Regions from separate parts of the Homo sapiens genome. Here regions 2 and 3 are each linked to region 1. Evidence: chromatin contacts called from ENCODE Hi-C or POLR2A ChIA-PET data. All regions are on one chromosome and are shown on one strand. The core of a region is the stretch at or near the end of the contact, and the rest is flanking DNA. Distances in the headings are between cores, read along the strand shown.

The links. A loop is a pair of places that touch in the nucleus more often than their neighbours do. ChIA-PET counts read pairs that join two places held with the same protein, here RNA polymerase II (POLR2A). Pooled maps may share reads with other maps.
Region 2: a map of CD8-positive, alpha-beta T cell shows a loop between it and region 1 (4-fold over the local background). The contact joins the promoter of PIGT here to the promoter of SERINC3 in region 1. A Hi-C loop is called at or near these places in 1 of 168 maps with a recorded cell type or tissue (CD8-positive, alpha-beta T cell) and 5 of 50 pooled maps.
Region 3: a pooled map shows a loop between it and region 1 (3-fold over the local background). The contact joins the enhancer-like site here to the promoter of SERINC3 in region 1. A Hi-C loop is called at or near these places in 1 of 168 maps with a recorded cell type or tissue (naive thymus-derived CD4-positive, alpha-beta T cell) and 4 of 50 pooled maps. POLR2A ChIA-PET finds 5 or more read pairs at or near these places in 1 of 52 experiments (activated CD4-positive, alpha-beta T cell).

The regions. Positions count from the first base shown.
Region 1 is chr20:44,520,056-44,523,832 of GRCh38, reverse strand. SERINC3 (serine incorporator 3) reads left to right here and starts at 1,763. Exons shown (of 10, transcript NM_006811.4): 1 at 1,763-1,920. The coding sequence starts at 1,882. RefSeq lists enhancers at 1,571-1,865, 1,772-2,081, 2,000-2,552.
Region 2 is chr20:45,414,520-45,418,296 of GRCh38, reverse strand. PIGT (phosphatidylinositol glycan anchor biosynthesis class T) reads right to left here and starts at 2,156. Exons shown (of 12, transcript NM_015937.6): 1 at 1,954-2,156; 2 at 1,603-1,780. The coding sequence starts at 2,140. It overlaps LOC107985405 (a long non-coding RNA gene), which reads left to right. Exons shown (of 2, transcript XR_001754640.2): 1 at 1-83; 2 at 1,480-3,777.
Region 3 is chr20:43,709,011-43,712,787 of GRCh38, reverse strand. MYBL2 (MYB proto-oncogene like 2) reads right to left here. Exons shown (of 14, transcript NM_002466.4): 10 at 2,726-2,825; 11 at 1,187-1,300. Among named protein-coding and RNA genes, the nearest start is that of GTSF1L, 16 kb to the left of the region's middle. RefSeq lists enhancers at 1,637-1,706, 2,547-2,676. Within about 2 kb of position 1,952, at least 3 of the 41 ENCODE cell types and tissues checked have a DNase peak (open chromatin) inside an H3K27ac peak, as active enhancers do.

The sequences.
Region 1 (3,777 bases), core at 514-3,013:
CTGTCTCCCTCAGCTAAGAGAGAGTCAATTCAGGTTAAGACAAGGTAGGGTATCACACTTTTCCAAGGACTAATCTAGCCTTGTTTTAATCCTTCTTCCTTCTGGATAAAAATTTGTAAGATACCTAATCACTGAATTGCCTCTACTCCTTGACTGTGTCCAATCCAAAACTGTTCTCCTCCTCCTTAAACTCTCCTTAGATTTAGTTACCCAGCATAAACCCAAATCCTAAAATAAGTTCTCCCCAGTCACCTCTTACCAAGACACCTTATATTTTCTCTGATATGTGTTCTCCCTTTCTGAACAAGCTAAATAAACCTAATTCTTTTTGACTACAGGTATGTTTCTGGTAGAATTCGATCTGTAAAATTTATCACAGTCAGCTCTCTTAAGTCCAGACCAGCAATACTCAGACAGGAAGAAGCAAGAATGTTAAGGACTACCTGGAAAGTTCAGTGGTCCTGAAGCAACTTGACTTGAGCTGGTATTTGTGTATGTGTGGTGAGGAGAGGGATCTGGGAAAAGAGAGGTAGGAATTATTAAATGTGAGTAGTTCTCTTTCTTCTTTCATCAGCCCTTTTCATGGCCTTGGGCAAACTTTGAGCCTCATTCCATTTCTGTAAAAGATGAATTTGGAATACATTTTCAAGGAATCCAGGAAATAACATCCCCAAATATGCCACACTGGTATGATGATTGCTTGGGGAACAGCACATGGAGAGAGGGGCTTTTCATGAATTTCCCTTATCAGACTAAAGGCTGACAATCCAGAAGGAATTCAATTATGAATCCCCTTCCAGAGAGTTTTATCTATCAGGGAAGATTAACACACCACAGGAGAAGATATTGAAGTGTGACACCTTGTTGTCCGGACATCATCATTGTTTGCCACATTCCACCTAAACTATTATATGTGTAAGTAAAAAATGTTTTCATTTTCTTCTTTAAGTGAACTCTCAAATTTGACATGTATTTTGAAAGGAATATTTACATCACTGCTTAAATGGGAAATCAGCATTGCTCGGAAGAAATGAAAAGGTTATTGCTAACACACACCTCAAAACAAAACAATATTTTAAAACTGCAGGCATGGTTGCCTGTTTGAGAGATCTGGAAAATGAAGGCTTTACTCTGTTAGAAAGGGAGATAAATACTAGAAAAATGTTAAATACCATACTGGCCTCAAACAACTAGCCTGTTGGTTTGAAATGGGACGTTCTCACTCTGCTGTTTAATATCGCTTAATGTCCTTCATGCACCCTTAGAGCCATTCATTTTTCCCAAATGGGGTGCATCCCACATTTTAGGATACGATTTCCATCGTTTCTAGGTTAATTTGGACTCATCCTTTAGTTCGCAGATTAAAAAATAAATCCTTCAGAGAAGCCTTCCAAGACTACTGCCCAGCTAAATTACTTTCCCCTTACAATAGGAGGCACTAAATACACCTTTATTGAAAGCCTATTCCCCCATACTACTTCATCGTATTCATTACATTGGGGCACGGTGCATTTATGTTGTCAGATCTCCTATTAACTAGAGAATAAATTCTGAGCGTACTGTGCCTCTCTGTACACTTCTGTAACTTCCAGATCTTTGCACAATGAATACAAATGATGTAAGGAATGACACCTTCACAGTTCCTGCAACCCCAGGATGGTTTAGCCCCACCTTCCCCCTCAGCCAATGACAGGCGCCCCCCTCTGCCGCTCCGGTCGCGGACGGTGGGCGGGGCCACGCCGTGACGCATCCGTGCGTCTGTGGAAGGCTGCGTTTCCGGCCTGAGAAACCGTCATGTTTCTGGGGAGTCACCTCAGCTGGCAGTTACCACCGTGTTAGAAAGCAGCCTCAGGACCGGCCACCTCCATCACTGGCGTCACCATGGGGGCTGTGCTGGGTGTCTTCTCCCTCGCCAGCTGGGTGAGTTCGGGGTCCCGAGTCCTCGCCGGACCTGCGGTTTGCGGGGAAAGGCCTCGAGACCAGAGCTGCACGGGCCTTGGCTCCAGAGGCTCTCGGGATGTCAGCAGGCCCTGGGCTACAGAGGGTCTCCGGGGCCCCAGACGCAAATCCGCGATACCCTCAGGTCCAGCTTAGGCGGCTCGCCCTCCGGGTTCCTCGGGGAACGGAAGAGGCTAGGCCGCCATTGTTTACAATTCGGATGGCTCCGCCCTGCGAGGCTTCCTGACTAGGTTCCTCTGGAGCTGGAGAGGGACCAAGGAATGACAGCTCCCAGCGAGGGGCTCCGGTTCCTCCCGAAGCACCTCTTAAGGTGCCATCATTTAGTTCTAGGTGGCTCAAGTAATATTTTTATCCCCTAGCACGGGATTTGCCAAAACTACAGAGTGTGTGGCAAAGCTGGGGTTTTAGCGGAGGCTTGTCTGCAGTTCAGGTGCAAGGGAAAGAAGCCCTTGTGGATTGTTATTCAAAATTGGAAACCAGGGCCTGAATATTTTGGGACTGCTGTAAGTCATTTATCCGAGGATAATCACCCCAGCATTCCTCTCTTCGAGAACGATTGTGACAGTGAAGTGAAGGTTTAATCACCTTGTAAACTGTAAACATTTTAAAGAGAAAATTATAGGGCCTATAAAAGAATATGCTGAGTTCCCTCATTTACCCACTTCAGAGGAGCGTGATTCCTTGATTCCTCATTCTCCAGCTGATTTAATTGACCAAGTGTGTAGAAAAAGCACACTCAGTTTCTCCTGCTGTACTCACAACACACTTTTGACACCTGATGTGTGGTGTGTGGGGATTTTCCCCCAAACATCAGGCAAACAGTCAGCTCTGCAGGGGATGCCAACTTGGTGCCCTACAAGTCAATTCCGAAGCTCTCTACTTGGAGATAGCATCAAATCACACAAGTGGAGGGCTCAGTCTCACAAGACTGTGCCCACTTTCTGTGCCAATGGCAAGCCTCAGGTTGTTTTACCTGTGCTTCTGACCGGCCACCTATAAATCAAAGTTCCCGTGACCTCCCTCCTTGGCTTTGATTAATTTGGTCACAAAACTCAAGGAAACATGTTTACTGGTTTATTATAAAAGTATTTTATTTTGTGTATTTATGTATTTTTAATTTTAGATTCAGAGGGTACATATGCAGTTTTGTTACATGGGTATATTGCCTTATCGTGAGGTTTGGGTTTCTAATGATTCCGTTGCCCAAACAGTGAACACAGTATCCAACAGGTAGTTTTTCAACCCCTATCCCCCCACCGTCCTTCCCCACTCTTGGACTCTCCAGTGTTTATTGTTGCCATCTTCGTGTCTGTGTTCCCAGTGTTTAGCTCCCACTTGTAAGCGAGAATATGCTGTATTTGGTTTTCTGTTTCTGTATTAATTCACTTGGGATAGTGGCCTCCAGCTGCATCTTTGTTGCTGCAAAGGACATGATTTTCTTCTTTTTTTATGGCTACTATTAATATATTTTTAAAGATACAGATGAAGTGATATGTAAGACAAGGTGTAGAGGGAACGGGTCTGGAGCTTCCATGCTCTGTCTGGGGCAGTGGCGCCATCTCGGCTCTCTTCAACCTCCAAGGGATTCTCATGTTTCAGCCTCCCGGAGTAGCTGGGATTATAGTGTATGCCACCACGCCCAGCTAATTTTTGTATTTTCAATAAAGACGGGATTTCGCCATGTTGGCCAGGCTGGTCTCGAACTCCTGGGGTGTGAGCCACCATGCCCAGCCAAAAGTTCTTCTGAACTTTGTCCTTCTGAGCTTTTATGCAGGCTTCATTATGTAGTCAGCATTCATTAAATCATTGGCTTTTGGT
Region 2 (3,777 bases), core at 907-3,406, 890 kb before region 1:
GAAATGAGCTCACTGATCTTCCTTGAATGTGCTGGGCTGGGCAAAACAATGCATACTACCCTGTGTATACTCTGGGAATAAAGGTAAGTCCTGATTCTACTATCATGGTGAGAAGTCTTATATCCAAAAAAGCTCACTGAACATGGGAAAAACAACTGTTCTAGGATTTCATAAAAACATCAAATTAAATTAATGTTCTTTTCTTGGAGAAATATCAAAAGAGATTTGCTCTCAGTAATAGAGAAAGCATAAAACTTAATAAGCACTAGAAAGAATTCTAAGCATTTGCTCCACATTTCAGGCAATTACGGGCTGAGGGAAGACAGTGACAGCAGAGTAGACAGGAAAGGGTAGGGGAGCCAGAGTTGAGGCAAGAGAGAAAGTCTTGGCAAGCTGGGGAGTTACTGCTTATTCCTTATTCCTTAGTGTTGTCCAGGAGCTTTTGATAATTCTATGTTCAGAGCTTTTCAACTGCTCCAATCCTTAAGCCTCAAATAAAAATGGCAAACTTGAAGCCGGAAAGCTCTACTCAAACCATAAACATGCTTCATTTGGTATGCACAACATTGACCCGCACAGCACTCAAAAAATTTTTAAATTACTTGCTGATATTTGAATTTGCCAATTTTCACATTAAATTCCAGATTTCTGGTATCTCTTGAAAAATGAGGCCAGGTGTGGTGGCTCTTGCCTGTAATCCCAACACTTTGGGAGGCTGAGGCAGGAGGATCGCTTGAACCCAGGAGTTCGAGACCAGCCTGGGCAATATAGTGAGACCTTGTTTCTACAAAAAATTTTTAGAAACATTTGACTCTGACCACATTAGGCCTCTATTCCCACATGGCAACAATCCATAGAAGCTGAGTGGCAGAGCTGTCCTCGTTAGAATGTCACACAAACTCTCTAGCCTGCCACAATTCCTGCTGCTCCTTTTTATTGCCCTAAAACTTGTTATATCATACTTGCACTATTGATTTCTTATAGTGGGATTAAGAGGAAAATGAGATATATTTCTCATTCCTGTGTTTGTCAATTTTAAAAATACCTTTATTCATTCCTTACCTGTGTGGCCCATGTAGACCTGTTTGCAACCACTGCACAGAAAGGTTCTATTCTAAACAGGATAGCCACAGCAGCCACTGGGAAATAGCGGTTTGTAGTAGGCACAGTAACTAGACCTGCCCCCTCCCAAACAAAAGCAGTTCCTCTAACACTGTGATGTAGCATCCTGTTGGCCAGTTGTAACCCACAGATATGTTATGGTTGGCTTTCGTGGTATTTATTATCATTTAAAAAATATTAATGAATGCCTTTTAAAAGGTTATCCAGTTGCCAGTTTTCTACTGCCTTACCTCCAAATAAGCATTAATTGTTTGCTATTTGCCTCTCCAGGGATATGCATGTGCTACCTCAGGTCTGAAAGTTTTAGGATTGGGAAGTTTATTCATCTGTGGTAACATTTCTTACTTCCAATGCCAGCTCTACCCCCATGGAATCGCTGCCTACTGGAAGTGCTGTCCCCAAGAGCAGTGGCAGGATGACAACACTCTCCCAGCCACATTCCCTCCATGGCCTGCAACAGGGCCCAAGGTGTGCACTCACTCAGTGACAGTGTCTTGGAACCAGACCCACAGCTCTGCACCTGATGGGGCCTGCAGGAAGGGTGGCCCCCAGTATCGGGTCCTCCAAAAGCCTTGTGTGAATGACAGGTGCAGCTCCCGTAGAGAATACTTGGAGATCAGCTGCCCCAGGGCTTTGGGAAAGAGCCTGTAATGGGACACTGGGGAAACGGGAGCAGGTGAGTGACGATCCCCACCTCGTCGGGGTCCACACCCAGGATCCCGAACTCTACCCAGGAATTAGGCCCCGCCCCCAAAGTTTGCCTTCATCCCACGGCCGGCCAGCCAGCAGGCACTACGGAAATCTTTCCCTGGTCAGATCTCGCGCCCTCACCTCCTTCCCGCTGAAGCTCCGAATCCCAGCGCGTGCGGAACTGGAATGTGGCGGCTACGTCCCCGGAAGGCAGCGGGGTGATGACAAGTTCCTCCCGCAGGCTGTCGCGTGGGGGTTCTGCAAGGCACCAGCCGCCGGGCCCCAGGAGCAACAGGACGAGCAGAGCAAGCGGCATAGCCGCCGCCATGCCTGCGGCTACTTCCGCCTACCCAGCGGCGCTCGGCCCCATGAAAAGCCGGTATCCAATAAGAAAGGCGTGTGAGAAGTGACTTCCGCTGTCGTCCCGGAAACCGGGATGCGGTTATCAGAGCGACCGCCTGCGCAGGTCGCGAAGATTCCCTCAGAGCTGGTGGGTCTAAGGGGGTACTGGGAGGACACGAGAGGGAGTAGGCAGGGCGAGTAACCAGCTTGAGGCCGCACCTAGTTCATGGCGTATTCCACCCACCAGGAAATGCTTAATAATATGAAGCTCCTTCACTGCCATTTTACCCATTTGATAGTTGAGGAAACATTGACTGAAAAAGATCAATTACTTTTGGGAAAACCATTGTGGTTTTAATTTGCATTTCCCAAAGTAAGAGGAACCTCCTGCCCCTCTTAGCTTCTAGTGTCTCCATTTGCTGCAAAACCCCCAAATAAGTGGTTCTTTTATTACGAAAATGTTCAAACAAAATTGAAAGAATGAGCACCTGTTACAATAAACCTATTTTCCACCACCTAGATTCTACTATTTACATTATACTATACTTGTACTTTACCACATATTTGTCTATACATCCATCATTCCATCTTGTGTTTTGGTGCACTTCAAAGTAAATTGCAGACATTAGTACACTTTCCTTTAAGTAGTTAAGCATGCATATAATTAACTAGAGTTCAGTATTCGATTGCATTTTGATGTAAAATTCACATACAGTGAAATGCACAAATCCAAAGTACACATTCACTGAGTTTTGACAAATGCACACACCTATGTAACCCGAACTCCTATCATGATACAGAACATTCCTAAAACCCCAGAAAATTAGCAATACCCTTTCCTAGTCAATCCCTGCTCCTCTATCACCTTCCAGAGGCAGTTAGTACCCTGATTTTTTCCCACAATAGATTAATCTGTTCCAGAACTAAATATAAATGAAATCATATAGTATGTATACTGTGTAAGGCTTTTTTTTTTCTCATGGGAAGAATGTTTTTGAGAATCATCCATGTTCTTGCATGTATCCACAATTCTTTTTATTACTGCGTAGTATTATTAATTTATCCATTCAACTCTTGATGGGCACTTTTAAAGTTTTTGGTTATTATTAACAAGGCTGCTGTCTGTGCAAGCTCCTTTGTAGACGTATATTTCTCATATCCTTTGGCCAGGTATTTAAGAGTGGAATTGCTGGGTCAGAGAGCAGGTGTATGTTTAATTTTATAAGAAACTGTCAGACCTTTCTCCAAAATGTATCATTTTATGTTTCCATAAACTATGAGTCTCCATTGTACCACATCCTGGTCAGCATTTGAAGTTTCTAATTTTTTGTACTTTTTAGTTTTGACCACTTGGGTATGTATGTAGTGTTTGCTCATTGTGGTTTTAATTTGCATTTCCCTGGTAACTAAAAATGTTAAGCATCTGTTCATGTGCTTATTTGCCATTTATTTTTTAATTTAATTTTTATTTTTTTGTGAAAGGTCTGTTAAAGTCTTCTGCACCCTCACCCCTTTGTTTACTGGCTTGTCTTTTTATTGACTTTTTCGGAGTTCCAAAGTTAAAGTCATGCTTTAGTTTTTCCACCTGCCCTATGGGAAACACATTCATGAAGGATTTCATGA
Region 3 (3,777 bases), core at 703-3,202, 810 kb after region 1:
ACCCTATCCTGCCAGGTGCTGCGACAGTGAGCAGGAACACAGCATGAACCTCCACCACGAAGTGACCTGTTCTCACCCCGAATGGACCAGACACAGCCCCTCAAACAGGCCCAGCAGAGAATCACCCCAGTAACACCTAAAATAGCACCCACAGGCCAGTAATATGGGAACACAAACCCCTCAGGACAAGCCCCTCTACAATGCCTAATACAATCAAGGAACGCCCCATTCCTAACCGTGCACCTCACAGAAGCAGGTCCAGGGCCTGCTCCGATACCAGGGAGCGGCTCTGAGAGTCACATCCCCACTCTACCCAACAGTGCACTCAGCAGGGGCTGCCATGGCTCACAACCATCCCCACCAAGGAGAGGCCAGGGAGGACCCTGGAGGCCAGAGGCCAAGTTCTCTCCACGTGCACATGGGGTGCCAGCTCGGGCAAGTCCCGCCCAGGCTGACCGCCCACCTCCCCTCCTTACCTAACACCCTGTACATCCCACCGTTCCCAGCTCTCCCTTGAGGAGAGCAGTCTGGGAAAAAGGAGCACTAGGAGACTCGAAGGGATCGCGCACTGTCATGAAAGCTAACGACGCAGTGGGAGGGAGGCTGGCATAGAACGGAGGCTTGGGACAGTCCCTTCCCTGCCCCCCTGCCCAGGAGCCCCTGCAGACTCCACCTCACCTGAACCCACTCCCCCACCCCCAGCTCATGCAGCTTGACACTCAGCCAGGCACTGCCTGGCCTGGCTGGCTCATCCCGACCGCCTCGCCTCCACCCAAAAGATTCCTTTGGAACCTCCCTTTCTGCGGCCCTTGGTACCCTGTGAATTCAGTCATGGTGTGTCTGTCTAGCATCTGTCTCTGCCCCCTGAACACTAAGGGGAGATCCAGTCTGGGTCGTAATTGCTGCTCCATCCACCACATCCAGCCCAGCCCAACTTGAGCAGGGTCCGAACACAATGCTGGATAAGTAAGTGAATCCTTCAAAGCAGAGCAGAGGAGGGTCCCAGAGACACTGTCCTTATCTTGTCAGTTTCCTCAACAACCACCGTGCGAAAGGGGGCAAAGGGGATATGCTACGCCCCCATTCTCCCCAGCGCCTCACTTTCTACAACCTGTCCCCAGACGCCTCCCCCATGCCACGGCTCCAATTCCCCCTGCCCAGGCTCTCCCACCCCTACCCTACTCACCCCAGGCTTCCTCTTCTGCTTCTCGGGCCTGATGTCGTCCTCGATGATGAGTTCGATGCCAGCCTCAGAACGCAGCACCTCCTTCAAGTCCTCCTCCAGGTGCGGGGTCTGTGGCTGTGGGTAGGCACGGGGCAGCCCACGTGAGGCACCACACTCGGGCTGTGTGTGTGTGGGACTGTGGGACCAACCCAGCTGCAACTGGGCTGTCCTGGGTAAGGCAGGAAGGAGGCCTGACGCCAGGATGCAGATCTCACACGCACCATTCACAACCACTAACTGCTGCCTTGGACAAGCAGCTGATGACCTTGATTCCCAGGGGCCTGCCATGGCTGGGAGCAGCCCAGAGACGCACTGTAACCCTCACACAGCCCTGTGCAGTAACCGTCATTTTAAGCAGGTAGAAACAGAAGCTCAGAGATCAACAGCCTGGCACACAGTCACACAGCTGCTGAATTAGGACCCCGACAGCTCAAAGCCCAGGCTCACTCAACCCTTTGTTCCACACTAATGGGGGCTCTCAAACCCATTTCCCTTTCTCAGGCCTCGGGGTTCCAAGGACCTCTCCAGCTTCAGGCAACAGAGAACAGGGGAGGGCGAGTGCTACTAAGAGTGAAAGGTGCGAATCACAGCCACTCCTCATAAGTCATCCGAAAAGCCCCCACAAACTTTAATTACAGCTGCCAAGGTCATGTGATTTGCCCTCACACCTGTTTGGAGAGCATGCAGATATTTTAGTACAGAGGAGCCAAATCTCCACTGCAACAGGAAAGGAGCACTAACTAGTGCCTCACCTCGGCTCATGTAGCATGGTCCGTGGAAAGTCTGCTTGACTCAGAATCAGTTCCATGGCAGGCCCAAGGGAGCCTCAGCCCCCAGCCACCTTGGGCTTCATAGGAGGCTCCATGCAGTGGAGAGAGACAGCAGGGGGACCCGCTGCAGACCTTGTTCACAGTCCAGTGCCTCCACAACCATGCCTTTCTCTCACCCTCCACTGATTTCTAAAACACCTGTGTGTTTCAGAAAGCCCAAGGTGCCAACTCCTTTTTTCATAGAGAAAACACAACCATCCCATCAACTGGGAAGAGCAGGGGAGAAGGGCAGCCTGCACACTGCAGGAAAGACGTCCCCGAGGGGCTTTCCCGTGCTCTGTAGAGAACTGGGAGTTGGTCAGAGACAGGCCAGAGTAGCAATTTGCCACTTCTCTGAACTAGGCCCAGTGCTTATCTTTGCCTGAAAGTGTTTAAGTTATTTGTATTTCACATCAGTCTCCCCCATCCTGAGGCTGAGTGTCACGGGATACCACCATGTCTCTAGCACCAGCCGGCGCGTGCTTGCAAACTCAGGTGCTCAGGAGCAGTCGGAGGAAGTGACAAAGAGCAGCCTCAGCTTCCCCATTTATATTATCAGGATCTCTGCATCTTCTCAGGAGAAAGAATCAAATGAGACCTCAGAGGGAAGGGTCCTGTGGACTGAACATGGTTGGATGAACCGAAGGGATCCCACTGTGCAGAGATCCACGGCAGCGACCACACCACGTACCAGGGGCTTCAGGGGTCCGTACTTCTCCAGGGCGTTCTTGAACGGGGTTGGCGTGTGGGGAGTGTTGTCCATGGAGTACTTCTGATCTGGGGTTACAAACCTGCCAGGGGCCAGAACGGGGGAACTAGTGACAGGATAGGGGCCGACGCCAGGCACTCTGCTGCCCTGGCTCCACCTTCCCCCAGTGCGACCTTTGGCCCCAGCACAGGTTCTCGTCCCATCCCTCTCCCCACCCTGCAGGTCCAAGTCAGGGGCTCGGGGGAAACAGAAGGGAGAGGGGAGTCTAAGAGGGGCCAGGAGCCCCAGACAGGTGGCAGATAGCCGAGAATGCTGCTCAGTCATGGTCCAGACTTGGGACTTTCCAGAAAACAAGGCAGTCCGTGGCCACACTTCAGGAACAGTGAGAGGGGGCACGGAGCAAGGTGGGAACCCAGGAAGATCCCATCCTGCCCAGCTCTCCCTGGAGAGCCTGTGTGAGAAGGATGGTGGCAGCACAATGAGGGAAAGGAGGGGCGAGAGGTGAGGCCAGCATCTTCCCAGGTCTCCCAAGAGTTCACCGAGGTGATGGACACGTGGAGGGAACCCTTCAGCAGAACAGAGAAAAACCCAGGATGGTCTGGTCCAGAAGCAGAACTATAAGATGCTTCTATCAGATGTAGACCCACCATGGGTGATTTCCACCTGCCCTAGAGCAGGGGGGCAGAAAAGGCACCTCACGCCCCAGAGCGCCAGGGCTGGTGGTATGGGGCTGGGCCAGGCTGGCTGTGGGCAAATGTCAGCTCTGAAGGAAGCTACCAGGTTCCACAAACACGAACCCTTGTGTGCTGGTATGTGACCTTAGTCACCTGGAGATACCACCATGGCTGACTCTCATGGCATAACCAGGGCACTCAGAGGATGAGAGAAACACCCCAGGTAGCCAGGGACCTGGGTGATGAGGCCAACTCCTAGAAACAGCAGCCTGGGGCCTCGCCGCCTCCACTTCCCGCAGCTGGCCAGCCACTCCATGGGGAGATAAAAAACTAGAACAAATGCAGACCATTCTTTTCTTC